2 separate regions of the Mus musculus genome follow, and region 2 is linked to region 1. A link is a loop called in an ENCODE intact Hi-C map of the cell type or tissue named here. Cell type or tissue: left cerebral cortex. All regions are shown on one strand. Links, peaks and the distances in the headings refer to the core of each region. The heading gives the core; the rest is flanking DNA. Region 1 overlaps Pcdh9 (protocadherin 9). Region 2 overlaps Pcdh9 (protocadherin 9).

The links. Hi-C counts contacts between places; a loop is a spot of excess contacts. Peaks named below come from ENCODE experiments on the same cell type or tissue, not always from the same donor. Only the 100,000 strongest peaks of a DNase experiment are listed, where the experiment ranks them.
Region 2: it touches region 1 in a loop (2.4-fold over the local background); 2 of 42 quality-filtered maps call a loop at or near these places.

The regions. Positions count from the first base shown.
Region 1 is chr14:93,615,329-93,631,768 of GRCm38, reverse strand. The region is part of intron 2 of Pcdh9 (protocadherin 9); the gene reads left to right. Among named protein-coding and RNA genes, the nearest start is that of Pcdh9, 270 kb to the left of the region's middle. In left cerebral cortex, for the core only: no CTCF peak of the experiment used is centred there; DNase peaks (open chromatin) are centred at 7,079 and 7,427; H3K27ac peaks cover 2,142 bases.
Region 2 is chr14:93,809,425-93,825,864 of GRCm38, reverse strand. The region is part of intron 2 of Pcdh9 (protocadherin 9); the gene reads left to right. Among named protein-coding and RNA genes, the nearest start is that of Pcdh9, 73 kb to the left of the region's middle. In left cerebral cortex, for the core only: no CTCF peak of the experiment used is centred there; DNase peaks (open chromatin) are centred at 8,161, 8,239, 9,193 and 9,730; H3K27ac peaks cover 842 bases.

The sequences.
Region 1 (16,440 bases), core at 5,175-9,174:
GCTAGCTCATAGTGAAGATACGGACTCCTTAATGGAAACTTTAAACCCACAATTTTCTTTTATTAGCTTAGTGCCATGATTAATATCCTCAAAATAAACAAAGGAGGCAAAGAGCTTAAGCATCTCTAATACCAGACAGGCTTTTATTAGTGTCATATCAAAAGTCATTTAACTACTATGTGGTTAAGGCTGTCTTATTGAAACAAAGTTATGTCATAACACTGCTGCAGAGAAGGTGAAGAGTTCACATTGCACTGCATGTTCAGTTGCTCATAATTAAACTTTACAAAATCAAATTTCACTGAGGAACAGCCTCAGAATCATAATTGGCATAAAACCTGTGCAGTGTGTCTTTTTATAGTAAATTTTCATTTCTAGAACTTATGGATAAGGTCAACTGTCTGAAACCCAAATATTTTGGGTTTTTTTTATAAGATATATTAGTCATGCCCTTTTACCTGCACCCAAACTTCCCAGATTCTCCCAATCTTCCTTCCTACCGAACTTCATGTTTTTTCTCTCTCCCTCTCTCCCTCTCTTGCGCCCTCTCTGTCTATTCCTCCTAGTCAACCAATGAAGTTAACAAACAAAACAATAAAACAAAAAATGAATAAATAAAACAAGACTAAACTAAACTAAACTAAACTAAACGAAAGGCACCACCGCACTGGAAAAATGCTTTGTGTTCAGCAATTAGTCTCTGAATAGTACTCAATTCTAGTGGATATCTGTTGCAAACAGCTTCTTATTAGAGGTGGCACTTTGTGTCTATTTCCTGTTCTCAGTGCTTGGAGAACCTCAAGTATTTTATTACGTCAACAATATGCTTTAAGAAGAATTTAGGACATAAGCTAGTGCACAAATAGTTTTCCTACATACTGCACTAAGAAATTCCTTGATAAAGGTTTACTAATGCAGAAATACTGTATACAATTAAATATTTTCAGAAGCTTCACATCAAATGAGACGACTGTTTCACTCTCAATAGGTTCAATAATTATATCCTTTTGGATATAATTTCATTTTTCTCCTTTTATTTCCATCCTTGGTTTCAGTGTAGTCTGTGATGGCTTTGAATTTTGATCCTCATGCCATAGTTTCAGAATTTGGGGTTACATGTACATGTAGTTATATCTATGATTCTCAAATTCCTGTGTAACCAGATTTCTCTTCAGATGGAATTTAGCTTCATTCATTTCAAGTTCACATATGAGACCTTAACCTAATAAGTTCCGCACTGGAATGTGTCCGAGATTGTGCCCCTACATGTGGAACTTAGGTGAGCGGTTCTTAAAGACGGGGTAATACTCTCTGAAAGAAATTTTAGATTATACATTTCAATAAAAGAAAATATTCAAGGATTTCATTTATCGTTTAAAAGACATATCTTTAACTTTCTGGTGTTCCAGGGAGTAACAATGTTTCCATTGTCAAGGTCATAAGAACTGATGCAGCTTTGTAAGGTATACAGAGAAATTTGTTCCACAAAGTAAAAGAAACTCTATACAGAAGAAGAGAAAGGAGGGAAAGTACAAGATGGGAGAGTCACACTGTTTCCTTTATTCACAAATTTGATTTTATTGGAAGATGTCATGTTTCCGTTTGTATTATCCTATTCAAGGAAATAACATTCCTATTATTCCATTTTAACTAGAGCAAGCCTTAGTATGTAGACATGTATCCATTTCAAATGAAGAGTGTGCTAAGTTAAACACCATAAAACCAACAATTAAGAAAATTGCTTGTATACTAAATTAAGACAGAGTTTTATGGTAATTATATCAGATACATTATGCTTTTCCAACATACAAGTAATGTGCCTAGACCCCTACAAAGTAATAAATATGTAAGAGTTATTTCAAATCAGATATTATATCATCCCTTTATTATTATTGTTACATTTTACTGTGAATGTTTCTTTGATGCAATAGCCAAAAGTGAAAATTCCCAAAATACAATTAAAATTAATCCGTACAAATTTCATAGATATCATGATGTTATATCTTTTAAAATTGTCAAAGTACATGAACAAGCCTTTGTGACAAGTTGTAGTCTATCTTGCTCCCACATCTTCCATAGACTCAGAGGATTTTCAACACCTGTCTCATCTTGCTATCACTGTACTTCATAAAGCCACCAACATGAAGTTAATGAGCTTAGCTGGGTTACAACTCAGTATTATAAGCTTGAGATTTCTTAAAGAATAAAACAACATGGTCAAAGCCTTGTAGCTCTAAGTATGAAAGTGGGTAAAGAGACTAGTTCTGGCAAGTTACATGCAAAAGCAGCACCCCACAGAAAGCACAAGGACAACAAAATCTGCAGTTACACAAAGGGCTGATTCACCAATGATATTAAAATAAAGTGAACCTGGTCCTCAGTTCAAAGGAAGCCAGGCAACATTTGTAAAGTATGGCTCCCCTAGATTGTATTCAAATGTTATTGCAAAGTAGAATGGTATCTAAAGTGGGAGAATAAAAGAACCAATGAAAATGTCTAAAGATATTTGAGTTCTACATTATTAGATGATGTTATGGGTGCCTGGGTGCCTGAACACACACACACACACACACACACACACACACACACACACACACACACACACACACACACATTGTATAGACAAAGGAAATAATCACTCATTCAGGTTAGCTTTATTCTCTCTTATTTTATTGCTAGAACAGAAAGGATAGCAGGACCAGTACAGGAGTGAGTCACAGAGCACGGGTTTCAATTAGAATTAGCAATGACTCAAGTTGATCTTGAGACTGTCTGGTTGCCAAAACCAGTTTCAAAGTTTCTCCATCAGAGTAACAAAGATTAAAACAGTGTCAAAACATCCCTGTGAAAAATAATTGCAATGATGAACCAGGATTTCAGATGGATATTTTTGGAAGTTGCCATAAGATTTCAGTGAGGGCACAGATCAGTTATTTCAGGAATTAATATAAATGATACCCCGAGTGGTTTCAGAGAAAAAAAAAAAGTATTACAGATTTGCTTTTGGAGAAATAATAACTGAAAAATATGATTTACATAACTTAGGTTATATTCTCTTTCACTTTTCAGCAATAGGTATGACTCAGATAACGAGGGGCCAAAGGTCATAATACTGATAATGGCTTTTGAAAGAGAATTTTCCTTGAATTTTGTGGAAATGGTCTCTCATCCTGATTCTATTCCTGTGTGTTCATAATTATGTTTATATATTTTGTAGAAAAATATGATCATTCCCTTAACACAGGGTACCGTCGTCTGTTCTGTAACCTTTAATAACTTCCTCTAAAAGCTTCAGCAAACACATTGTAAAAGTAATTGGATTTCTTTCAATGTGGAGTGAGTCTATGTATGTTTGTCTTTGTGCTTATACATGTATATTCTCACTGTCCATGCATTCAACTGAAACTACCTATAGCTGCAGTGGAGGAACAGATGATAATTACCTAGCTAAATTAAAAAACAAAAGTTAATTTTCTCTGGCGGTATGAAGTAAGCTTACATTAAATGGATGTAGTTAAGACTGGAGAAATGTCTTATTAGATAAAAGTATGTTCTTCTAAGCATGAGAAACTGACTTTAATCCCCTGAAATCACAGAGTGGACAGAGAAAACCAACTCCTACAAAGAATTGTCTAACCTTTACATATGCATTCTGGCATATGTGTGCACACTCAGCCACACACAGATAGTAAATAAATAAATAAAATGATGAATGGATAGATACCGATATATATGATAGATAGATAGATAGATAGATAGATAGATAGATAGATAGATAGATAGATAGAAAGATGTAATATGACCAAACAAAACTTGTGTAAACATTCATTGAAATCATAACTAATGACCTAATTTTACCTTTGGTGTAGCACACTGCTTGGAACAATTACTTCAAGTACGAATTCTAATATATTGAATTATTCTTTATGAAAAAGTGGAAGGATAAGAGGTTGTTTAATCTTAGCTCCAAACTTTGTCTCTGTAACTCCTTTTATGGGTATTTTGTCCCCTCCCAGTATAGGGGAATGCCAGGGCTAAGAAGCAGGAGTGGGTGGGTAAGGGAGCAGGGCAGAGGGAGGGCATAGGGAACTTTCGGGATAGCATTTGAAATGTATATAAAAAAATAATAAAAAATATATAAAAAGAGGTTGTTTAATTATATTCTTTAAACTAAAAATGTTTTTGAGCTTCTAAGATCTCTCACATGTATTCTTTGAAAACACTTTCTCTCATTTTATTATTCTTCTTTTGCCTCTGCTCTTCATCAGGACTGATACATGTTCAAGGACACATCTGAAGGGCAGAATTTATGGGCTGCCTGCTCCACTGTGCATTCGATTTGCAGTCATTGAACAGATTAGTTTAAGCAATTAAAAGAGACACCATATAAACCTTACAGAAGACTATAATGAAGCCAGGAGGAATTAATGGCCTTGAGAGAAAATAAATCAAATAATCAGAATAGGATTAGGTACTGGTTCCTTTATAAAAGTGCAAGAAAGCAAGCATAAATGTTTCTTTGCGTTCATCCTTGATCTTACTTAATGTGTTTAAGAACAGAGTAATGTGATTTTCTTTAAAGGGATTCTAAGGACACATCAATAAACATTATTCTGAGGTTTGTGGGTTTTTTTTACATTTGCATATTATGAACTCCTGTTTGCATAATAAGACCTCTGTTATGTCTCGTCAGTCCATGGGTGATTACACAAAGGAATAACAGAGTCCTGTATCCTTTGTGATATGTATTATTGTAGTCTATAAGAGCATCCTGACAATCTCAGCAGAAAGTAACAGGGAGTCAAGCTACAGTGCCTTAGATGGCCATTCCATACTATTGAAGGCATGTCTGGAAGACAGAGGACTCTGAATACACACCAAACAAAATTTGTCCAAATACATTTAAAGCATAAATTGCTGTGATTAGATGTCCCCGTTGATTCATGAAATGAATCCAAATAGCCTGACTGTCTTTGATCAATATCTATGATGTCTGTGAATTCAGAGTGATATCTTTAGATCACACAATTAGACTTGAGTTGATAGGAATTTTGACATTGATCATTACCGGTTACTGCCCACCCCACTTCTTTTTTTTTACTTCAAAAGACAACTTCATAGCCTTGTAATCAAAATGTCTGATAGTAACTGGAGAAGAGCAAAATCCTCACTTCCATGAACACTCCAGTTGCCCTCTGGAAATGGGAGGGTCCATCTCAAAAGCTGCAAGTGACCCAGGATAAGAACTCACAGCAAGAATGCTAGTTGTACATGCAAAGTTGGACTCTATTTTTTTTTAAACTCCCTAATCCCCGCTCCCCTTTAAGGGCTACCAGAGTAAAGACTCATATACTTAGTATTCTCAGAATGTACATAAGCTCACACAATGATACATATTTCAATAAATTATGTTTTAGGTTCTTCTGCAGTGAAAATTATGTGTGAGCAATAATCATCACACTATCTCTAGTGTTATGAATCTCGAATTTTGTAATTCTAATCAATCAAAAGAAGCATCAGCCTGAAAGAACTTCCCTAGATGTGGGATAATCAACTCTCTTTTAGGAGAATACCCAAAGCTCATTTGCTTTTTCTGATTTCTATTTCTTTTATGTATTTATGATCACAGAAAGGGCAATTTGGAGAATGATATCAGTAATAAAATCTGCCTAGGACACACACATACCCAAGCTTTGAAAACAAGGCAAATATCACTAATGTGACCATTTTAAGATGTATAATTTCTCCAAAAGACCACATTTCTGTAAATTTTCATTTATAATTGTATCAGAAAGTATTATTCACATGGGATATTTCAGGTTTATTCATAATGAAGAACATCTATTACTTGATAGAATAAATTTAGCTCCTTCCATTCTTTTGTTGATTGGTTGCATATAATTGAAACTAAAATTTCAGTAAAAAATATATTTTAAAATTTTTAAGTCAATGTGCAAGTATTCATATTGAATGAAATTTACACGACATCAATCTTACCTTTCTTTTTAATTAAAGAGTGATTTAAAAGAGAAGACATTTCATTCACATGGATGGCATTGACTAAGAAAGAAAAGTTGTGAACAAGATAAAGATATTGGCCTTTCTCAGTCATGCTATCAAAATCTAAGAGGCCAATATTCGTTTATCAGCTATGATTGTTCTGGGTAATCTCCTAGCCTGCAGTGACATAAACAATCACTACAATACATGTTTCTAAATATAACACTTGGCATATAATATACTGATATGGAAATTATCTACATTTTACACTCACTGTTCAGGGGTTATCTGAATTATAAAAGGGGTTACATATGCAACAGCTATTAAACAAGGTTATGTATTTGAAGGGAGCATGTGAGTGTATGAGTGTCAGAGTACTGAAATGGTACAGTGAGAAAATGACATCATCAGCATGGCTTTGGAAAGCAGTTTTTATATTCTGTCACTAGGATAGGTAAATATGCTTTAAGGGCTAAATTAAGCTACCTTAGCTTTACTTGAAGAGAGTTATTGTGTCTTGTTAAAAGATAAGTTTGGAAGTAAACAGTGCCCAATTGGAATTCTATCTATCACTATCAGTGCTAGCATAAAGTGATTCATATTTTAGGTATTTCTCAATCCTATACATCAAAGAACTATGCTAAATGTGCTGCTACAGACAATTAGAAGCAGCCATGCATGTATTGCTCCTGCATGTAATAATCTGACAATGCTAACATGAAGGCATCATGGATATTTGTCATTTAACTATTTTTTTTAAAGCAGTGAGGTTAATCTTCCACAAGAAGCGAAAAGTTTAATTGAAGGCTAATGTACTAGATGATTGACAGAATCAGAGTTTCAGAAAATTTAACTGGATAAAAACAATGTGCCCTTAGACACTGACATAAACTAAAAGTCTCTCAGTGAAATACAGGAAAGCAACTCAAACAAGCTAAGGACAAAGGAGTCATGATTTGACAAAAGCTCATCTTAAAGAGTTGGGTACCCTTAGTTGATTCTAAGTAGACTGTGCGTCATCGTGTGATGGGAATGCCAAGAAGAGCTAATGGAATCTTGGGCATCGTTTAGAGAAGTGTGCTTTACAAAACTATTGAGAGTAGTTCCCACAGTCCTCTGCACTAAGAACAGCTGCAAGATAATGTCATGTTTTGAATGATGCATATTATGAGACACTCTAAAATTAGTGAAGACAAATGAATTATTGGAAATGATGCTGTATAAGGAAAATGGGGGATTTAAGAGTTATAGATGCATGTCAGTATTTTAAAGTTTTCTTCTGCATGAAAAAAAAAATTCATCTAACAAAATGTAAGATTAATGTGAGTTATATAAGCAGGTAAATTTGGAATTTCTGTAATGAAGTAACTTCTTTCTAAACTGAACTGTTAAAAACGGAGTGCTTTCTTTCTGAGGTGGCAAATCTCTTGCCAATGTAAGTGTTGAAGCAGATGCTGAGTGATCTTTACTGCTAGAACTGGAAGGGAGATTCCTTTATCTATAGTTACTGAGTGCATGCTAGGTATCAGTGGCACAAAATGATAAGCATAGATGCTTTAATGGCTTAAGTCTAAAAAATATAATCAGTCTCTAATACAATAAACTTTGCTAGTTCCTCTGAAAATGCAAAATTATGTTAAAAGTTTAATATATTGAAAGAAAATGACCACATGAAGTCCTTGATAACACCATATTTCAGTTGATTTGATTTTTAACATGTAGACCATTTATTAGGAAAATGTATTTTCTTTATGTTTACATTATTTGTTTTATGATGCATTTAGTATTATAGATTAGGCTTCTCTGAGCTTTTTGTCATTTAACTCAATATTAAAAAACTGTCTTACATTAAAAAACTGTCTTATATTAAATCAGTACTCCTATAAATAGATCTATTCAATGATGGAAGTGGTCTCCAACCATGAGAACAAGAGATAAAGCCATAAGTAATTATAACCATTTAAACTTAACTCCCAAAACTAAGGATCTCATTTGAATATTATTTAACAGTTTACTGATTTAAATATTATAGTCACACAATATTGGCCAGTAGCAGTTCAAATAAATAGCTATCTAATACTGCATTTTACAGTTTTGTGAGATATGTTTCCTCCGATATAACATGGGATCTCTCCCCTTTTAGAAACTGCACATTGTTTATGATTATAAGCCTCTTTTCTCTGTTGTCATGTCAGAGAACTTCTAGGTAGGTCATTCTGCTTTGGGGCTGTTCTCGTTATGCATCTGATTTAAATACTAAAGTTGGCAATTGATGTGTTTATTTATCCATATATCTTGGGCATAACTTCCAAAGCCACCTTTATTTTATCATTTGGCTTTAGGCTGTCACATTTAATCTGTTCATGTGTCCAACTTCCACGTCATTAACAACAGTGTAGACTTTTCCAACTTCCATCTTTTCTTCACGCTTTGTCTCATGATTTCAGCTCTTTTCTGCAGAACACTTTAGGAATTCCTTACAGAACAAGCACACACATTGTGATGCACTCATAAGTCTATAAGTAGACCCTGACGCTTTTGTCCATAGATCACCTTGTGAAGTAAGTTGAAATAAATCACCATCTTAACCCTGTAGACAGAGAAATCAGACAGATATTGGGAGATACACTTCAGTTACCCCCTCCCCCATGCAGAGATCTAAAGCAGCGGGATCCTTATGGGTTTGCGGCCTGGGGTAGGTAAAAAGTTCCAGGATTATCAAAGATACAGAAAGAGGGGTTGTTTCAAAAATTAACAAAGACCAAAAATGAACAAAAACTATAAGAAGGAAACATGAATTTTACAGTTATTACAAATCTCAACCTGTCTGTGATTATACTGTCTTCAACTTTTCCTAATGAATATATTTTAGTGTGTCTGAACAAAGTTTCTATGTTCCAAGACAATGCACATTTTCAACTGTCCTCATGTATATATATGAATATATGCATTTATACATGAATATGTATTCATACATATATGCATTTATGCATATATATGCACACACATACACACACAAACACACACACACACACACACACATATATATATATACACATACACATACATATTTCAGGTAGCCACTGTTGTTAGTATCCTACAGAACAACTGATATGTCCTCTTTGATTTGGCTTGAATCTTTAGTTTTGAAATTGTTTTCATGTACTCATTTTCTTCAACATCACTAGCATTTTCATAGACCAGTACTTGTACTTGTTATCAAAAATATTTTATAAGTGCATATATTGGATTAGCCTTGTAATCTTAGCAGTGGAGAGACTGAGACAGAGAGATTGCCATGACTATGAAGCTAATCTCGGCTATAGAATGTGACCTGTGACTAAAAAACTTTCCGAAGAACCAAAAGCCCCAAACCAACCAACCAACCAACCAATCAACAAAACAACCAACCAACCAACCAAAACCAAAATAAAACAAAAATATATGTCAAAATAAACAAGAAAAACTAAATATATGTAAGTATGTGTGTTTACATATACATATTTTACACTTCAAACAAATAGTATGTGGGATAGGTGTGGTAATCATTACAACTAATGTGAAAAATGAGAAAGTTCAAGCTCAGAAACTCACACAGCTTGCCTACATGCTTGTGTAGGCAACATGAAATAAGAAAGCGGTCCATCCTTTTATAAAATCCCTAGCACAGATACCAAGAAATAAAAACTATTATACAAACGCATTTCTTCAATTGCAGCATATTATACTGCTCTTTCTCATTTGTGTTATGAATTCTCAATGATAAGACTTTTTAAGGGATTTTGAAAACTTAATTCATTTTTTTAAAGTGAAATGTCTGACTTTCCCTTTAATTTCTGGCTTTGCTTATAATTTTTCAGTTATATAAGATTGCTTTGAAGATTTCAGGATAGAAATATCTAAAATTTATTTTGAACAAAAACTGATCTCTTTTCATAGATGATTAATACAGCCACTGTAATCAACATTTAAAATAGCCAAAAGCATCATCTTAGGATAATAATTTTGCCATCATTACTATCTTAAAAATCATAATGAGTCTTTATAAAATATTCACTTTTGCCAGTATGGTAAATAAATGATGAAACTTTCTGAAATCAACTAATAATAAATTTATTGTATCAGGTGTAATATCCTTGCAAAAGAAAATAAATAAGAGATTTTAATCGAACTCGGAGAGGGGAAAAAAGCTGTAAAAGGTCGTGGTTGCCATGCTTGAGCAGGCTGCTTTTTGGGGTGTATGGAGGAGGCTGCAGTCGCTTGAAACGTGTAATCTGGAAGACTTCCTAAGCATATGGAGTGGTTAGAAAAAAAAATGGCACAGAAATGTGAGTGAGGAGAAGAGAAAATTGGATAAATCAAGGGAAAAGCCTGGGGGAAGGGCAGCGCTTGGTGCAAGGAAGCGAGACCAGATGTCGAGATGGCCATTGTGGGCTTGCTTTTGACATCACAGGATTATTCTGAGCGTGCATTTTAAAAGAATAAGCTCCTGTAATAGTTCAATAAAGGCCAAAACTGGTGGGATGGTTAAAGAAGGCTTTAAATGATAGAGCTTTCCAGTCTCAGCATATGGACTGAAGTAGATTTTAGAATTAAATATGTTTGATAATGGGCATAAAGGGTTTTTTTCATTTTAAGCGCTGCCTGGCATCCTGTAGTGGGCATTGCTGCTCTTCTGAGTCACAGGTCACGATATAATGTTTCGAAACTTTTAATTACTTAATTTTCTCTCAATTCTAAAAGAGAATCATTAAACTTGCACTGTGTTCCCCACAATGTACAGAAATTTGCTTAGTGTATTTAATGTTGCCTTAGTCAGGGTTTCTATTCCTGCACAAACATCATGACCAAGAAGCAGTTAGGGAGGAAAGGGTTTATTCAGCTTACACTTCCATACTGCTGTTCATCACCAAGGAAGTCAGGACTGGAACTCAAGCAGGTCAGGAAGCAGGAGCTGATGCAGAGGCCATGGAGGGATGTTCCTTACTGGCTTGCTTCCCCTGGCTTGCTCAGCCTTCTCTCTTATAGAACCAAGACTACCAGCCCAGAGATGGCATCACCCACAAGGGGCCTTTCCCCCTTGATCACTAATTGAGAAAATGCCCAACAGCGCATTTCCTCAACTGAAGCTCCTTTCTCTGTGATAACTCCAGCTGTGGCAAGTTGACACAAAATTAGCCAGTACAAATGTGTTATGTCTGGTAAAGGAGAAAAGCTTGCTAAGTTTTGATTTTGAGTTAGTGAGAAATGAACAGACATGTACCTCGATAATGCCATTGAACTTTCTTGTATCCCAGATCTCTTATTAAAAACATATTAAGTTAATTAATCCAAAACAATCATTTTTACCTCAACAGAGTATTTATTTGTAGGGGCTCATGCCAGATAAGTAAAAGAGGGTGTTTTTGTTTTTGCCTTTGGTTTTTTTTGTTTTGTTTTGTTTTTGTTTCTGTTTTTGTTTTTGTTTTTCTTTTGTTTTTTGCAATGGCATCTTTTCTATCATTGTGAACCTGACCATAATTTTTTTGCGTAAAAATTCAAGATAGAAGAGAAACATATTTTACATTTCCAAAGGGTATTTTTAATATTCCTAGAAATTTTCTCTTAACTTGTTTATGTTTATTCATAAAGCAAATCTACTCCAAATTGTAAGAAGCACTCTCATGTACACATTGTGTACTGCTGCAGTATAAGTAAAGTTTCTAAAATAGAGTATCTGATAGTAGCATACAAGGACACAGCCAGTCAAGCTTCTAACCACTTGCAAGTGGTTCATTAGGGGACATTTCAGTGCTGTCCTCAAAAGTTATTTCTTTAATTATTTTCCTTGCTGTTTTTGTTCATTACTACAATTTGTTTTGTCTGTCTTTGATGTATGTAGCTGTTCTCAGATGAACCAACATGTATAACACTGAGATAACATTCCATATGAAGCAAATCTTGATGTGCTTCAGATAGTGTTCTCAATTCCGGTTGTATTCTAGAGAATACCACTAGAAAAGACAAAAGGCAAAAGGATATTGGCTGGATAGCATATTGCTTTGACTTATAAACCCAGGTTTTCACTAGTTTTCTAGGTATATGTGCTAAATTGTGTGTGTGTGTGTGTGTGTGTGTGTGTGTGTGTGTGTGTCTGTTAGATAGACAACTGATACATAGAAGACTGAGCGTTTAAAGTGTTTGTTCACTTCATACAGCTAGAAAACTCAGATTACCAACACAGTAGATATTATATTGTTATGTGAACTAAACCTGAAATATACATTTTACTAGCAGTTCTAGTATGAACAAGGTTAGATTTTAATATGTATCTGAGCAAATAACATAACAGATATCTTCTCCAAGGAAGTATCTAATATGTTATTTGTAGTTTCATAAAAGTGTAGTTTAATTTACTCAAAATTATTACTGTTCAATGGTCCATAACAAAACAAGATCCTTTTGTTTATTTATTTATCCATCTATGTTTTTATTTATGCATTGTGTGTGCATATACCCATGGGTTGGTGTGTGTGCAGTGTATAGAGATTCGAAAGGTTGATGTCTGATGCCTCCATTCACCTTAGTTTCTGAGAAAGTATTTCCCACTGGCAGTCGTTGATTTGGGAAACAGATTTGGGAAACAGATTTGGCTAGATTGACCCATTTTTTTTCTGCCTTCCCTATGCTGGTTTTACAAATGTATATTACAACTGCCCATTGCATTCTGGAAATTGAACTCAGGTTTCATATTTGTTAGGAAGCACTTTACTAACTGGGCCATCTCCCCAGACTTATTCTTTCATTTAGATTATCAAAGTGAATGCACTAGTTTATTGCACTTTTCCAAATAAATTGAGTTTTGGAATATATTTAAAAATAATATTTAGGTTTTATTTTATGGTGTCCAATTTCGTTACATTTATCCCTCAAATAAATTCACCAAAAAGAATGAATATGTTGTCTAATCATCTTTGCACTTTTGCAAAACAATATAAGGTGTGAGGATAAGAAGAATAGTGATGATTTTAGTATTAAAGTCAGTTTATTAATTTTGATTATTTGCAGTGGCTGTCTCTATGATTATTTAAAGGGTGAGCCTTTTGCACTTTAATTATATTCCCGTTGGATTTTTATAGCTTTAATGAGATTCAGAGATTAGAAAACAAACAAACAAACAAACAAACAAAATAGATAACACTTAATATTTTGGAAAGTAAATAAGATACTTCAAAACTAAGATATGATTTTAAAGTATCTATTTGGCGACCTACTAGCCATAATTTGAATATCTGGTTGGCATAATAGACAAATTTTATCTTTATACATTTACTTTCTCTATCTTTCTCTTTCTCTCTCCCTCCCTCATTCCAACCCTCTCCCTCCCTCCCTCCCTCCCTCCCTCCCTCCCTCCCTCCCTCTCTCCCTTTCTCCCCCCCCCTCCTCTGTGAGTACATGCACGTGCAAGCATATATGCATACATGTTCATATCAGGGAAGTTTACTTAGACAATTTTTTTCCTGGCAGTGTTTATAGTACTTGAGATATTGTAACGTAGTTTTGAAGCTGAGTTCAAACACAGGAAGGTAACCACCATCAGTGACCCTGGGAATTTCAGTGTGTACCTTGCAGCTTGATTGATTAGTGTATTCATTTAACACATTAAAATTCCATAAAGTCCTTCACCAAACCTAAATCATCAAAGATTTTTCTCTTTCCATGGAATGAATGATAGCTAATGCATTCATTAATTACCTCCTTTAAAAATTTTAGCTTGCGATACTTACAATGTATAACCAAAGTTTATTGAGAAATATTTTTTAAATGAGTTTTACTTGAGGACTTAATCTTCTATTAACATGTGTTAACATGCCAGTCTTTCCCACACACATGAATTGAAGAGTAATTTACCGCAGCTATCACTAACAGCTTTATCAACTGTGACCACGTAAATAGAACTTGAATATTCTTAAAATACTGGAAATTGATTTTTAGAAATTGTATATATATTACTAGCCAAGAGTCTCTCTAGTTTGTCTGTTTCTTCTAATAAAGTCTGACCAACTTTTCTTTTGTATGATCCTCCTTGTCAAGGTTCTTTTAAAGTCCTGTACATATTGGCAATAACATTGTGCAGATTATTAATGGGTAGATTCCTTTTGTCAACATACATACAAAACAGATGGCAGATTCCTTGTTTGTATTGTAAATGACAGAATATAATTTGTTATATGTTTTTATTCCTGTGTTTTCTATTAATTTTTATAACTTTTTCAAGACAATTCCAAGTTTCTGCTTCAAGAAGTTAGGCAATTAAAATTACTCTATGCTGATCTTTTAGTTTAGGCTTTCTTTGCTTTTGATACTGGAGTTGTGCCAGGTAAACAACAGAAATGAGATGTTTAAATCGTTAAACCATTTGTGTTGGTTGGAAGATGAAGTTTAATGTCACTTGGTATTATTTTAGTTCTCTTCTTCTCCTCCCCCTCCTTCTTTATTATTATTATTATTATTATTATTATTATTATTATTATTATTATTATTATTTCTCTTGTTCTTCCTTCTTCATCTTCTTCTTGATCTTCTTGTTTTCTTCTTGTTCTTCTTGTTCTTCTTGTTCTCATTCTTGTTCTTATTCTTCTTGTTCTTTTTCTTCCTTTCTCCTCCTCCTCCTTTTTCTTCTTCTATATCTCCTTCTCCTTTATTTTTAAGTTTAAATCTCTTACTACAAACATCAGATTTTTGTACAGCTGGATTCATTGGTTGCCTGTTTGTGTGTTGCTGCCTGGATGTGGCGTGGTCGTTGGTAGCTGGCTGGTAAAGGGTAAATAAAGACCCAGGGATCAGGAAAAAAACAAACAAACAAACAAACAAACAAACAGCTTTTAAGTCCATTATATTCTATATAAATAGAAATAATCTGATACATATTGCAGTATATTCATAGTAGACACGCATTTTAGTTACATTAATGTAATATAGTTTCATGTAAACCTTTGAAATAAAACCATAGACTTTGGAGACTGTCCCACCCTAGACACGCAAGAACTCAACTCTATCATTGTTTTTATAACATATCCTTAAATGTCAAGGAAAAAAGACTTCTGGCACACATTCTCCAAAGCAAGTCATACTGTTTCTGCATTGCTTCTTTTTAAAATAGTCTTTTGAAGTAAAACATGAATAAAAATTTTCATAGCACTATTAAAATCAATAGAAGCTATTAGAAGAAAAATAGACATTTCTATAAACAAGGGTATGTATGTACTTTTATATTTTGCTGCATTTTAGATGTGACCAATATTTTTTTACATTTTGATAACTAATACAGGATAACTCCCATATAAAACACACTAGCCACTGAAAAATTGAAATAAAGTAAGATAAAGTAGGAGAGAAAGAAGGTCAGGGGATATTTTATATAACATTCTGTGCATCACTAATCTGATTGACAGTTAATACCTTATTTCCTATCAACTATATTTTCATCATTCCTTACTGTTAATTAAACTGTGATTGGTGCTGCCCCTTTTTGCTTTCCTAAGTATCTGGTTATACACTGGGCTGAAGTTATTATTCAAAAACTAGTGGTGAGATACTTATACAGAAAAATTATATGTAGTCTTAACTACAATTCCATGTAATATGTAAGGAAGTAATATACGAATGTGACCTTCATTATTTCTTGGACAGAATTTAATTAACAGGAGACTTATTTTTTCCATAGTAATACCTGGGTCCTTTGAAATTTTCTGCAATGATTGATTGCTAATTAACTTTATACAATTTACAAAATTCCTAAAATAAAAAAGTAGGTAAAACCAATCTACAAAGATTACTTCTATGGTAGTCCCAAAGCATTCAGATTTACATATGCAAAATGAATGATATGCAATGCTGAGGTATATTTAACTGTAAATTTTCTTATATTTAAAAATGTTTGGGGGAATAATTTTTTTCCACCTCCTAATTTAAATATTTTATAGAATGGTGATGATCAAAGTCTTTGTTTAAAATAAATATTTTAAAAGAAATGATATCAGATGTATTTTATTACAATTTACTTGCAAAATAGTCACTCTATTTATGACACCAAAGTCAATTTACAGAAAAATAAGTCTGATGATTTTCAGAGGAATTAGATTTTGTGGCATTGGAATATCTGTCTGCTGAATGTAATAGATTTTTAAACAATTTGGATTTGAATCACCAAACCTCATTTTACTCAGAGTATTTACACACACACACACACACACACACACACACACACACACACACACACACACACACACATATATATATATATATATATATATATATATATATATATATATATATAAACTTGTACACATTATAATATTGAAATAAGCACATGATTAACACACACACACGATTTAATTTATTATCATGGAATATAGACAACTCTATCATTAACAATGAGAAAAATTACATATGTACTAT
Region 2 (16,440 bases), core at 7,956-11,955, 190 kb before region 1:
TTGTTTCCTCTCGATACTCAGATTATTAGTCATTTTACTCGTTTAATTGCAGTGAGACCTAGAAGTATAATTTTTTTAAAGGGGCTGAGAATAGCATTCTCTTTGAGAATCTCTCTGCCTAGGCCATTTCCCACTGCAGTTCTTAGAATTAGATTATCTGAAATTTCAAATAAATTCTCCTGTGGTACTTGCTTTTCAGAGATGCTTAAATCTCTAAGTGACAGATAAACAGTTTAGCTGTTCTGCTACTAACCTCTAACTACATTAAGTAAGAGGGTGTGGGAAGCGAATCAGTTCATGTTCACAAGCACCCAGAGGAGGCACCTGATTTAGATTCAATCAGATAAGCCACCTCTCTCCAGCTCTTTCAATGGAAATATCCTCTTCTTAGGGTGATCCCATGTGATATTTGTGGACCCAACACATTCAAATGAAGTGATGAGTAACATGTAATGAAACACAAATGCATCCCTGTGTGGTAGCTCCTTTCTGCCCTCCTAGTGTTTAGAGGCCAAGGAAGGGGGTTATGTATGAGTCAAGGCTAACCTGGGTTATAGAACAACTTCCAGGCAAGCCTGGTCTACCACGTAATACTGTCTCTAAACCAAACCCTTAACAAACAAAAAAATATGATAGTAAAACCCACAAGGACACCATGTTGAAGCCTGATGGAATTTTGAGTCATGCCATTTGGATAACTATGTAAGATTGGATTTTTAATCAAAACTTCAGTATAAAAGCAATTCTCAACTTCAGAAAGGGAAGCTGAACAATGCCTAGGGTATATTTTTGCTACATTTCCTCATGGGTGATGCTTAGCTACTTTGACAAACTCAAGGCACTCAAGGAGTCAAATTTTCCCACACAGTAGGTGGGACACAGCCAAGGAGGCTCTGGGCTGTAGAACTCTGAGGGAAGAAGAAACACATTGTTATATGGTTTTGTTGTGGTGGTGGTTGTTGTAATTTTTACAGCAACAAAGGATCCATGAGTATCAGAGTGACTAAGTAAACCATAAAAAGCAATAAAAACAGAAAGAAAAGTAATTTGTGGGAAAACCTGTTATTTAAAAAGTTGGATTAGTTGTTTACGATCTTCTATATTATATTTTTTTGGTTTTCATTATACTAATTGCTATGTTTTTTGCAATCCCAGTTTTAATTTTCTCTTATTGACTTTTGCATCTTTAGATTCAATCATTAAATGAATATGTTTTCTAAGAAAATTTCTTTCTTTCTCTTTCTTTTTTTTCCCATTTTTGATACACAGTCTCATAAAAGCCCAGAGAAGTCTTATATTCAACCAATGCTATATTTGAACTCTATTTCTCTGTTCTCCTCTTGCCTTAAATTTTAATGAAAATGTCTACAAAAAAATGAAAATTTTAAGTTTTACTTCTGCTTTGGGGACCAGATAGGTTTTCCTGAGACCGATTATTACGTATTTGATGTTTAATAATTTACCCTATTGCTTATTTTTCTATTAAATGAAGTTATTTATTTATTTATTTATTTATTTATTTATTTATTTATCTATCTATCTATATTGTATGAGCATGGCTCTGTGTTGTTCAGGCTTGCCTTGTGCTCTTCCACTCTATGATGCTCCCAAGTCAGGGTCTGAGCAGTGGTATCATAGTTATTATAAATTTGCCTGGCATATGGCTTAATTTCAGAAAGTTCAGTGAGGGGACAAGGGTACCAGGACACTTCCATATCATGTAATTTCTAACAACATCTTTAGCAATACTTTTTCATCTCAGAATAACTTATAAAGCCCCTGCTATGATAAAGGACTACTGCCCCTAGGTATTGGTTTCCATGGTTGCCCCCACATACAGGAAGCTCTTTGGCTGGAGACTGTGTGTTATACAAATCAGAATAGTGGGTAGGGTAACATGCATGGCTGATATTCTTCACATTTGGATCCTTATTTTTTTCTAATGTCCTTCATTTTCCGAGTTTTAATTCAAAATATGTTCAAAGTTGCTCACTTGTCCAGCATTAATAATAATGTGTGAGAACAGAGATATACATCCTCATGGGGATTGTTATAGGTAAACTATGTCAGTCTAATTGAAATCTAATAGCTAGCATATCTTTTACCTAGGGCATTTAGTGATCATAAAAGTAGATGTTGGGGGTGGGTTAGAAAATAATCATAGAAGGTAAGTTATTCATGAAGTTATTTCATAAAACCAAAATTACTACAAAATGATTCATAGCTGTTAGTCTTCTGGAAAGACTGTGTGATAATAGCATAGGTTTGTTTTAAACAAGAGAAAAAAAATGATACTCTGAGCCTGAAAGTGTTTAATGATGGTGCTGTGTCTGAAGGTCAGCACTGAGTAGCATTCTAGTCAGATGCTCACTGACAGAGAAGGTCGGCAAAAAAGGCGTAGGAACATAAGTAATCAGAAAAGAAGGAGGAAAAGAGGAAGGAAAGGAGGGAGGTGGCCTATGGAAGATTGATACCCTTCCCCATTCTTTTAAGGACACCACTTCTACTCACGAGCATTTCACTCTCATAATCAACTTTCTTCCAAGGCCCCATCGTTCAAGAACCATTATATTGCAGACTTGAGACTTAACTGAATTTGGGGAAGCAAAGCATTATTTTAACTTTTATTATGTCCCCAGAGCAGCATGCTCATTAATTTGCTAGTTGGTGATTAGTTTGTCAGTTAGCTAGTGAGTTGGCTTGTCAGCTTTATAGAATCTAGAGTCATCTGGGAAGAGGAAACCTCAACTGAGGAAATATCTCCATCAGGTTTGGCTATAGGCAAGCTTGTGGAACATTATTTTGTTTGTTTGTTTGTTTTGTTTGTTTGTTTGATGGTTGATATGGGAAAACCCAGGTCACTATGCACAGCACTATGCCTGGAATGGTGGACTTGGGCAAGTTGTACATGCTATGAAGAGCAAGCCTTGCACAATGTTCCTCCACACATTCCATTGCCATTTCTGTCTCATTTCCTCCAGTAAGCTCTTGAGTTGTGATCTCTCAGTAGTCAAGTTTATGTTAAGGTGAACCAAACCTTTTCCTCAAGTGATTGCATTTGGTCATGGTGTTCATCCCAGTAACAGAAAGCAAACTGTGACAAGAAGGTAAATTTGAAAGTCATTATTCAAAAAGTTTTGCCCTCTGCTTGCTACTAAATTATCTTCAATCTCAATATATATGGAACTAAGCAGATCTTTTGTTGTTATTAATGTATGTGGTATAAAGAAAAATGATTTGCTTTTGTTGGGTCTAAAATTAACTTTATTATTTATAGTCTCATCACTTAGCCTTCAGAAATACAAGATGGTCTATTGGTCCCTAATTTGGAAAGTCAACAGCTTGCATATGATGTGCTAAAGGTATTTTAATTATCATTTTTTAGGGAAAAATGTTAGGTTCTGACATTCAGTTACCTTTGCAAGAAGTTTACTTTTAAAATCACTCCATCTCATTTGGCATCCAAAAGCACCACAGATGCGTTTTGATTTTCTGGTTTTAATTAATGTCAACCCCCAGGTTGCAGGGAGAGTTGTCTTATTTGTCTGCCAGAGCCCAGACTGGGGAATTATGCAAGCAATGAAGAACTTATGATACCCCTTAAGGTTTTAAACTTAAGTTTCAAATTTCCCTAAAATCTGTGCCTGTTTATGTGTTAGATTTTTAAACTACATTCTGCTAAAACTTCCTTTAATGATCAAAGAAGTTTTTCATAAATATTATGGCTGCCATTTAACCTTACTAATAATATTGATTCTACTTCATTAAATCATTGTGTTGCCATAGCTTTCCAACAGGTCAGCTTTATAATAAGTTTTAAATTTAATTTTACATTTCTTTATGGGATTCTTTGAGCTGTATACATTTACCTTTGCATAAAAGTTTATCTAAAGTGAAGGCTGGTCTAGAGCATGTAGATATTGGGTTACCTCGTCCAGCATCAATATAAGTGTGTTTTCTTGTCTTATTTTCCTTTTAATTTATTATTATTATTATTATTATTATTATTATTATTATTATTATTATTATTAGAGTATGTGTGTTGTTTGGCTATCCTCTCTTGTCATTTGGCCATTTCTTTTATGAAGATGAAAATCAGGAGGAAACTATCTGTGGGAGAAGGGGGTAAAGAAGTATAGGCAGTGTGGAGGGAGTTGAAGCTGAAGTTGAGATGCATTGTATGAAAGAAGAACCTATTTTCAATAGATAGATAGGTTGATAGATAGATAGATAGATAGATAGATAGATAGATAGATAGATAGATAGTTTGATTGATGGTAGAAACAATGATATTATTGTAATTTAAAAAAAAGGCTAGGGGGCATTATCAATATTGCCATTAATATAATTTATGCTCCTTCATTTAAATAATTTCCTAGAGCATTTCCTTATTGTATATCTTTAAAGCATGAACTTGAAGTTTAAGAGAGGCAGTGTTCAAATTGCATAAGTCCTGAGAATGATAAAGAATCTAAACAAAATGTATGAGAAATATTGGGTAAAGTAAAAGAATGATGACAGGTGTATGGTTACATCATAGGCTAACAAGGGAAATTTTGAATTATTTTCTTCAATGGATTTTTTTTTAAATATGTATTACTCCATTGAGGAACATTCCAAGAGTGCAACGAAACATGTAACTTAGTTTTAAATGTGAAAACCCAATATGATAATTTCTTCAAACTTATTTTAAAAAAAATCTCAGGTCCTCTAAGGGAATTATTTTATAGAATGACATCCCAGGGGGTGTGCTCTACAGGCTAACAACATCCTAATGATATAATGGTCAAGCTGAGCACTCTTGTCCAGCTTACACATGCAGTGAAGTAAATCTTAGAGTCGGGGAAAAGAATGAGCTAAAAGTTCAAGTAGGCACAGATTCACCACTCCCATTACTATGAGATTAGGGATCATTTTTGGTTGCTTATTGTTTGGTCAAACGTTTTCTCTTCTTTGTACAGTTTTTAGTATTCTGGATATTTCCTTGAGGACTGGCTTCTGTCAGCAGTATGTAATCCTTTGGCAAATGAAAGGAAGAAAGAAAACTATCTCTGAGACATAAAGAGGGGTGGCTTGAACAATCTCACCTACCTGAAAACACCATGATTGGGTGTGCCTTCCACTCCTATAGAAAACACAAGACTATGTTTTTCTCATGAGTTTAACAGTTAGTACTTAAGGTTGTGATCTCATTTGAATGTGAACAAATTTTTGTTTTCAGCGCCTTCTTTTCTCCTTTGGAAAGTTTCCCATGGCTATATAGTTGTCTAAATTCTATTCAAAAACTATCAAGTAGTGTCCACCAAGTACACCTTGGTGTACATTTTAAAAGATTAGAAAAGCCTGAAGGATGAGCAATCTCTAAAACCCAGTAAGAGTCAGGAGTGAAGTGGAGTTACTTCCTCCTGCCTGCCTACTGTGTTCTATGTGCTTCTCAGAAGGAACTAGCAACGAAATGGGGGAGGGCAATTATTAGGCATCTAGTCCTGTATAGAACGATAAAACACAAAATTGACAGTTATTTACATAGAGGAGAAATGCCTTTGACCAAAGGCACAGAGTAGAACTGGAAAAGAAGGTTAGGAGGGTTACAAAATAAATGATTATAGAGATTAATGCAGAATCATTTACCAAGATAGCATATCACCTAAATTTGTTATATTCTGAGAAACGGATTAGTTATCTTAAACATTTACCCTTCCATGTTTAATATCAGGAGGACATTGGACACTCTAAATTTCTGTTTGGTTTTATTCTTTCCACCTTTACATTTTCAATTCAGTGCACACACTTTCTTTAAATTGCTTGCATAAAATAATATATGCCTTAAGCAAGGCATAGAGGATTGTGAAAATTCACTGTGTATGTGTGTGTGTTTTAATTCAGAGGTCACAGGGGCCAGATGAGATTGTTCTTTCTTTTGTTGTTCATACAAAATGATTTCCTTTGGCAATTCTGTTATTTCAGAATGAACTAAATTTTTCATTAGTTCCTACTAGACTGCAAATAAATTATTTCTGTAAATTGTGAACCTCCAAAAACTACAGATAAAAGCATATATGAAGAAACCTTGGGGTAGGCAAAGGTTTATTTATTTACTTATTTTAATGTACATACTACACACACGCACGCACGCACACGCACACACACGAACGCACTCACTCACAAACCTTGTTGTACTATGACTTTTATCAATCAATCTGGAACATTCCTAATGTGTAAAATGCTTTACCAGATACAACATTAAAGCCTTACCATTTCTCTAGGCAATAGTCCCGTGACCTAACAAAAAGAAAATGTGGCAAATAAATTGTTCAGAGTATTTTGAGAAATGCCAAATAAATAAATAAATAAATAAATAAATAAATAAATAAATAAATAAATAAATAAGAAAAGTATTTAGAAAATAATTTACAATGGAAGGCATTAGTACCTCTGAGGCCATAGATATAGTTCAGGCCAAGGGGAAAGGAGATGGAAGATGTATTTGTAAACCCTCATGTCAGAAATGATGCGGGTCGAGGTGACATATATTAATTGCTGCTCTTTGGTGTCTGATGATATTCAGTTACTTCAGATGAGGTACATCGTATATGCATTTTAAGAACAAGACATTCTCTTGAGTTCTATGATTTATGCCTCTAATTATCAACTCATCATTTCTACGTATTAAAAAAATATAAAGCTCTCTTATCTCTCCATACTCATTTACAGAGAAAAATCTTCAGAGAATATCTCCACATTCCCAAAAGCTGGTTTTTCTTTCTGTGTGGGAGGTGTATGTGCACATATGTGCTGTGTAGGCCAGAAGCTGATGTCAGATGGTTCCTTAATTGCTCTTTAACTTCCATATTGAGGCAGGATCTCCTCAACACTAAGTTCACCAGTCCTGGGATTCTAATTAGCCAACGTATCTAGCAATCTCCTGTCCGAGGCTCCAAGCCCTGTGATTACAGGATAGCTTCCACGTTGTTCTCACAACTTTTATGGGTGCTGGTGAGAGAAACACAGTGCTCCACAATTTTATAGCAAACACTTCATTGATTGAGTCATCTCTTCAGTTTCTAAAATGGTAAAATTTAAAGTATTATATGGGACCAGGAGATGTCATAGCAGTTAAGGGCTCTGACTACTCTTCCAGAGGACACAAATTCAATCCCCAGCACCTATATGGCAGCCCACAACTGTCTATAACTCGAGGACAACATTATAGAGCCATACAGACAGGTAAAATACACATACACACATATGTACAATATATATAAATTTGTTAAAATGAAATGTATCTTCAATGATAAACCTTTTCTTCAAATCAATCAAGGAATGACATTTTGTGGGTTTTAAAAATTCTATTTTATTGAAGATCAATTCATACTTATTATTAATATATGCAATCAAAGAGCTGATTATAATACACCAAAGAATTATATAATTTTGATTTTTGAATATAATTTAAAAGCTGATAGAACACCTAATATTTTTATGATTTGAAAGTTATTTCTCTCTGTCCTTAAGTTAGAAAATATTAGCATTAAAATATTTCATAAATTGTAACTCTAGCATAAAATGAAATCGTATTATTTTTCAGTAACATTTGTATATAAGTTTAGATTACTAGAACAGTAATTTGATATTAAAATTGCTGCAGTTAATTCATATTAAAAAATTTCTTATCAACTCTTAGCACTGCCAATAACTCTGCCTGTCCAGAATATCAGCAGACATCTTTTGTTGGCAGACATTTTCTCAAAGTCTGAATTCCTGCCTTTGTGAACAATATTGATATAAGTGAAGATTTAGATATATTCTGTAATTTATCAAGGCTATGATGATTTGAATGAATTTGCTACTGTGGCAAAATTTAAGAAATTCTCATAGATTGAGTCTGGAAAAATATGTTGTTCTTAGGTTTAACTTCACTAATAAGGTGAAATCTGAAGTCTAACAGTATCTTGCCTTTTTACTCTGAGAGGTACAAAGAGGCCTTCGGCATGAGTGGGTTTCTGAAAGGAGGAGATTTCATAAATTTTAAGGAAATTGTGTCAGCCGAGGAGTGCTGCCAAGTTGTAATTCATTAGTTCCCTGCTTGGCACAGTTCCAGTTCCTATCAACAGTAAAACACACAGGTTTATTCTCGGGGCATGGAATTTTCTTACCTCCAAAGGCAGCTCGTGCTTTTATTTAATGTAAAATTGACAATTCTTAGAACAAACACAACACACAGAGGTCTTGTAAGGCCTTTCTAAGAAGATAAAATTTGGAGGGATCTGTGAAATAACACTCCAGCTTTGCTTATGTAAGTTATGACATCTATCTTCAGAGATGGAAAAGTATTCCTTACAAACCCTTACCTCCATCCCTGCAACAAAAGAATTATGTCTTGAGGGCCAGAGGAGGAGGAAGTCTGTGTGACAGTGTGTCTCTGAGAAGGGACAGGGAAGTTGCACACATGAGCACTCAACAACATGGCTACCTACACAATAAATGGATTAACACAAGGCTAATAGTCATCCTTAGACAGAAAGGAAGTTGTCACAGGGCCCTGTCCCCAAACAAAGAGCTACAGAGGACCAAAGACTGCCAAGAGCAGGAGATAAAGCGACCCCAAGGAAGATCCTCCTCCACTCAGTTTGTTATCTAGTCCCAAGTGCTCAGCCCTGAAATCATGTACATGTAGATAACATCAAGCAGAATGAACAGGTTGTATTCATATATGTATGCATTTGTGTGCATGTGTGTGTGTGTGTTTAAAAGTAACAAAGAAAAATAGCCCATATTGTTAAGAGAGGAAAATGGATGGAGATGGGGAAAGAGATAGGGTAGGCAAGTAGAGAAATAATGTAATATTATTTTATTTTTAAAATTAAAACAATTTGACAAAAACAAAAATAATATGCAAACCTGGGACCATCTAAGCTTTGTGCCTTAAATATAAGCAAGGAAAAACTATGCAAACAATTTAACATTATACAGATTGAGCAAGTTGTATTTATATATTTAGGAACACTCATACACACAGGCAATGACAATTTAAAAAAAGACACCATGAATTTTAAAAATAGCAGGGAGGTACATGGGAGAACATAAGGGATTGAAAAGAGGGAGGGTTGATGTAATTATAATCTCAAAATATAGAAATATTTTTAAAGTGAATATGTTGAGAATTCCGTGGGAATGTCCCTGAAGCTCCACTCTGGGTATAATTTCCTGAGACTGTACATGGACTTACACACACACAGTTCCTGACCATGAAAATACTGTTTACTTTTGGCTATTCCCAGGCACCCTGTTGATCAAGGCAAAAGATACTCATTTTTCTTCCCTCTGCTTCCACTATTTTTGAACATGGTTTTGCCAGCTTACAGAAGTGGATCTAATGGTTAGTTGCTTTTTGAAATGAGATTGATTCCTATGGAGTCTCCCATCTCTTTCAGTACAGGATATTAGAGTGTAGTAGTTCCCCCTGGGTTCTTTATCAAAGGTACGTTTATCATCATTTACCTCAAGTTAAAAACAAACAAACAAACAAAAACAAAACAAAACAACAACAACAAAACAATGGCCATAATCGGTAAAGCCACAGACCTGGTTCTTTTCTGTCAAAGCTTCAGACATACATACTTTCACCAAATATCATGAAGAGCCATGGGGGAAAATGTACGAAATCAGGTCATGTTACTCACTGGATGCCATATGATGCCATATGAATGTCTCCAAGATGAAATGAGGAATATCACAGAAGAGCTGGTAGGATTCTCTCTTCCAGAAATTTGAATTCTAGCAGCAGGAAACTAAAACAACATTGAGCAGAAGAATACAGTAAGTGTTCCAGTGGCCCTCTCTCAAGTCTGTGCACTGAAAACTTAAATCAAAGAAGGACATTTAAACCAATTATCTAAGTATCTATGAAACTTACCTAATTTATGCTTTGACCGTATAATGCATGAAGAGAATATATTATATTTACAGCCATTGTCTCAACTGCTCTTATCTATACCGGACAAGACTGCCCCAAACTCCTGTGACAGGTTTCCCCAAATTATCATGTGGCTTTGTTTTATTGTCTTTGCTTTGTGACCACCACATGTAACCAGGACTACCCTCAAGGGCATCTCAACTCATTCACTGAGGCATAGTTAGCTCAACAGCACTGAATACAATGAGACATGTTTTAGCATTAAAATGATCAAATGACTAGACTTGAGTTACTTGTTCTTGTATGAAAATAGGAACTTGGAAGGAAACAGGAGTATAAAAGGAAGTCACCTGTGATATATGCTCAGATAATACATATATTAGTTTCCCGTATAGTAGGGAAACAAACAAGCAAACAAAAATATGGATGAGAGAGATAGTCTAGGGCAAAGAAGATACAAAATTAAAATAAATTAATATTGATCTCATTACAGCATAAAAGAGAAAGAGCTTAATTACTTACTAACTCTGCCTGTAAGCAAATGTGTAGTGTATTGCTTTGTTAGGTAAGGGAAGACCACTAAATGCCTGTTCTTATAAAGGATAAGTACTAGTTACTCTGTTTATAAGTAGTTTATTAGCAAATTAAGAATAAGTGTGGGATCACTTTATTAATATGCCTTAGCTGCTAATCTGTCTCTATATTTACATAATGGTTCTCATTCTTGATATTCTTAGCAGTCTTAAATGCATTTTGTTTAAGAATATCACCCGGGGCTCCATCTTATATACAACCACCAAACCCAGACACTATTGCATATGCCAGAAAGATCTTGCTGACAGGACCCTGATATAGCTATCTCTTGTGAGGCTATGCCAGTGCCTGGCAAATACAGAAGTGGATGCTCACAGTCATCTATTGGATGGAATACAGGGCCCCTAATGAAGGAGGGAGAGAAAGTACCCAAGGAGCTAAAGGGGTCTGCAACTCTATAGGAGGAACAGCAATATGAACTAACCAGTACCCCCCCCCATCCCCGAGCTCCAGTCTCTAGCTGCATATGTAGCAGAGAGTGGCCTAGGGAGACTTTTTATATCATTATTCTGAATAGATAGAGAAATTGCTGTTGCAACTTCTGTTCCACAAAAGTTGCACTGTCTTACAAGTATTTAGAAGAATACAAAATAAAATTATTTTGAAATTAGTATTCATAGCTTATTTTCTGCTTTAACAATACCATTTCTGTACTACGGTTCCTTATCTTCTTTTCTACAACACAAGATAAATTTAATTCAATAATGAATATTTGTTAGCAGTGTGCGAGACATCATATGCTAAACTTAATATAACATATTAACTCTTCCTCACATATCTAATATACGTATTATTGTGATAACATTTCACAAATAAAGAAATATGAGACTTGCATATGCTTGACACAGTATGCCCAGTATGACATAACAGAGACAAAAGGAATTCCAGCTGAGGCAGTCAGCAACAGGACTCCATGCTGTTGCTACATTTGACTTGCTCTTTCATATTTGCTACAAGGTTTTCAAAACTGACAAGTTCTTGGAGAACTGTCTCTCACCCTTTGTTCTACAGAACTATTGGCTCTTTTTGCTGCAGACTATAGTAGAGCAGCAACTTTGAGGTCAGAGCACAAATGGAGGGAAGGAAGCAAACATTCTGATTTTTGTCAACTTCCAATTCTCTTACAGGTGAAACTATTCAAAATCTGTTTCAGTACATGCTTCAAAATGACCGATGAGGTCATACAATGATTTTATAGCACTGGACTCAATAGTAATGTCTGTGCTCACATGTGTGCCTGTGTGTATGTGGAGGTATGCATGTGTGCATGTGTGCATACATGTGTGTATGTGTGTGTATGTATGTCCTGTATTCCCTCTTTGACCAGGTTTTGTTGTGATGGGCTCAATAATCTTCCTACTCTGTCTGGAGTAGAATAAAGCCATATTGTTATTATGCCCGGTTTATAATCAATCCTTTAATGATAAAAGTCTCCTCTCTACCTTAGCATATTCATCTCAGGACAACTGTATATGTTTTGTAGTTTAACAGGTAGATGTGAATGATCAGGAACATAAAATCCTCAGGCCTTGATAAGATTTTCCTCTGGTAGGGAGTGGTAAATAAAAATGTCTTTATGATGTGTGTAAAGACGGTAGAGAAGGACAGCAGAGGGCAAAGAAAGGAAAAGGAACTGAAGTGAATAGAAAGCTGTTTTCTATTTAAATGAATATGTTGATTGATTCAGAAATGTGGTGATTTTAAAGAGAATGTTGACTTCTTTTGCTTAATCTTTTCATTTAAATTAAAACATGCATGGGCATTCTAAGCAAATGCTGGTTACTGTAGACAACAAGGAACAACATAATTACTCTTTTCGCTTCCGTTTTTCTTTCCTACATCTCCCTGAACATGTGCATGGTTCTGTTACCTAGGAGAGGAATCACTGCAAGTACATCAGCTATGAAAAAAATCCAAAAGAATATGAGAATTCCTATAATTGGTCCCTAACTATCTGGGGACATCTGCTTCACATAAGAAATGGTCTTGAACAAATGTTAGTAGTCTGATTCCTCCAAACCACCAAGGACAAGAAGGTTGCAAGGTCCAATTAATGTAACATTGCAGGGGAGGGGGGAATGGGAGGTATCTTTAACAACTGAGACATTTTTATACATTCTCAAAGCTTCAGAGATGTAGTGACTTCTGAGGACTGAAAGTATGTTAAAAAAGATAGACCGGCATTTAAATGCTGATCTCAACGTTTCACTAGGGACCACTAAAAAGCCTTTCAGAGGAAAACACCAAGATCAGCAAAACATGAAATCATTACGGCAGCAAACTTTCTAGGTCTGCTTTATATTATACTTTTGAAAAGGACATTTGTTTAAGGATATGATAGTTTCATCCTGTATGTAATGCATACTCATCTACTGGTACTGAGGGTGGGAGAAGAGACAAAAGGAGAGAGTCCTTTGTTAGTAAGATCACAGACCCCATAGGACAAAAGGGACCAATCTGGCCCAGACATCAGCTACTTCCTAGCAGCTCATTTGCAAAAATACTTTTCTAATACATGTGGATGAAGAGAAAGTAAACGATGCTCCACGCATAAGTGTGTTCACAGCATCGAAAGAAAGAAATGGTTTCGGCTGTGGAAAAGGTGGGAGTTTGTTGGAAGACAGGCTCAAATTTTCTGGCCTTCTTCCCATATCGCTCAATCTCAGTAATTATTCCTTTTGATTAAAGGACAGATATGGCAGCCTCTTCAAGCCCATTAGCACTACTATGAACATGAGCCAAAGAGGCCACTTTAAAGTAAGGCAAATGTGACTTTTCTGCTGGGACAGAGCAAGCGGCCCAAATCAGAGGCCTAAAGCTGGACCCCGACTGTGCGCCTAGATGTCATGGAACATCATGCTGTGGTCCTCCTAGCAGAGAGTCATTCACAGTTGTGTATTTGTTATGTGAACATCTGTTCTTCCTTTCCCACTGCCTCGACCATGCCTCTCCTATTGGAAATAACACCCTAGCTGGGAGGTTCCTTCCTTTAACCCCAACACTCCAGAGGCAGAGGTAGGTGGATACCTGTGAACTCAAGACCAGTGTGGTAAGTTACAGGACACAAAGAGGTACTGCTTCAAAAAACAGAGAATCCAAAACAAACAATCAAACACTACACACACACAGACACACACACACACAGACACACAAACACACACACACAGACAGACAGACAGACACACACACACAGACACACACACACACAGACACACACAGACACACACACAGACACACAGACACACACACACACACACACACACACACACACACACACACACACACTCCAAGTTGAGAAGCACAGCACAGCTGAAAGGTTGCAAGGATAAAGACATTTATTTTGTGAAACGTGTCTGTTTTGTACTAAAAAACAAAGTTCTGAAAGTGGAAATACCCTAGCAACCTAATTTCAACTGTTTAAAATAAGAAATTAAATGAAAAAACAGAAAAGATTGTTAAAAATAAAAACAATAGTTTCGGGAGTCTTTTTAGATGAACTGTAACAGATGCAGAATAGATAAAATGCTGCAGGCTAGAGAAGGGGAGCAAAGAAACGGTCCATTAGAGCATCTTCCCAACATTGTTCATCTACTTGGTATGTATAAAAATGCTTCCCCTTGCCTCTGGGCACATATATAGCAAAATTCAGAACCATGGATAGTTAACTAACCTTGGGAGAAAGAGCGAGCAGCACAATGGATTCTGAACTGACTGGAATCCCACTTTCAAAGGGGGAAAGGAGGAGTGAAAAAAAGCTATACTATTTACTGAACTTAAATGTTATGAAAAACTATAACTCCCCTAAACTGAAAGTTTGTTTTGATTGAAGAAGGCTTTTCTGGCAGAGAGGAAGAATATAAGAGAAAGAAGTTGCCAGCTCGGCCTAAGCATTGAAAGTGCCTCAGATTTGGAAAGCCTCCCTGAGTCACCACTTAATGTAACCACGGCCACTGCTAAATGTAAAGGGTCTCAAAGATTCCTGGAAGGATCTATTTTGGATAGAGTCACTTTCTTATTTCTGATGCTTTGTGGATATTTTTGTGCACTTTACAAAGTTTACTGAGCAAAATTTTCAACATTGCCATTGACACAGCTAGGGGTAGAAAACTACAATCAAAGTGTCTTTGAAGCAAACTAGGAGTGGCTTTTATTTTGTTTGTTTTGTTTCATTCGTTTTATATTTGCTTTTAAAACCATATCAATGTATTGAAGTTGGATAAAATAATACAGGATGTCTGGGACATCTTCTATTGTACTTTTATTCATATATTTATAAATTAGATTTTATTTTATATATGTTTAGCTTAGTAACATGTGAATTGTAAGAAAGATCGGTGTATGTTTATAGAGTAGCTTAGCAAATGCTGTACTATGCACAAAGATTTCAGCTCTTGTCTGATATCAAATGCAGCAGAGTACTTAGTGTGAGTTTCCTAGAAATATCTGGAGACATTTCAATGTCATTTCATGTTGTCTGAAATGGAACGTGGACTATTTCCTCAATTACCTGCCTACAACATTCAGTAAAGAGAGACCTATTAAATATGAAGATTAAAGGCAAGCTAGCTTTATAGCAGGCAAAATTAATTCTTAAACTTATTGCCTTGCAAGTTAAGAGCAGAAGACTTTCTGATTATAGATATTAAAACCCTATAATGTCATCTTTCAAAAGCAAGTGTTAATATTAAATTCTTTTAAAATATGATTTTGGTGTCATTTTATTGATAGATATATCCTCTCTTCTGGAGTTTGAGGAATGTCATTGAAGTGACTTCTAAACACTTTATGAATATTTTTCATTCATTATGCTGGTATATTTTATATCCTATAAAAATAGTACTGTAACCTTCCAGGAGTAATTTGCCCTTAAGGTGGACTAGTATGAATTAATGCCTTACTTAATCTTTATTCAGGATATAGTCCCATATTTTAAAAGTTATAACATGCCTATATCAATATCTGGCTTTAGCTTCACAAAGTCTTCTCTGTGGAATTTACCACTGTATAGCATAGAAAGTACAGCATAAACAACATCAAAATTGGGGATTTAACGGGGTAAGATGATTTCCTTGTTGGAAAGAATACTCTCTTCTCATTGTTAAGAAATCATGCTTTGCCTTAATTAACACTGTTGAGCTTCGTGGTACTAAATGAAGTTAGAAAATCCCTCAACATTCTTATCATGTTTAAGAAGGGAAGAACAAAAAGTTGACAGGATAAAAAAACGAATTCTGAACACTTCCAAGAAGCCTAAGAATCTTAATAAAGAAATGCTTCACTCCCAAGCATCTCATTCAGAATAAATCATGGATTCTTGATTAATTCTATTTCTCTGACACTTGATACAAATATTTAGACAGTCATTCAAAGATGGCTTTGTATAACACAATACAATAAATGTTAAAATGGGTATTCCAAAACTATCAGCTCTGCTTTGCATGGTGGTATGCAATAGATTTTCCTTTCTGTTGTTTCCTTGTGTGTGTTAGAATTAGTTGAGTGCAGGTCCTCTTTCATGCCATGGAAGCCCTGTACCAGGGATTTACATCACAAGCCTGTTAGGGAGGAAATGAAGAGCAGGTGGAATGAACTTTCATTTCTCTTTCAATTATTTATTGTTTTCCAAAATAAAAGATTGATAGGGAAATTATAAATTCCTGAAGTATTTTTACAAAATTGAATAATTAATCTCTTGATCTCTACCTTCTCTCTTGCTCTTGCTCTCTCCTTCCCCATTCCCTTCCCTTCCCCCTCTCTCCATGTGCTCATGGCCATGGCCGGCCTCTACTTCTCTGCTCTCTCCCTCTCTCTGTCTTTCTCTGCCTCTACTACCCTCTTAACTTCCCTCCCCATGCCCTAAATAAACTCTATTCTAGTTTTAAAAATTTGAGCAAATAATAAAAGGTGGCATATAGTTTACATACACATAC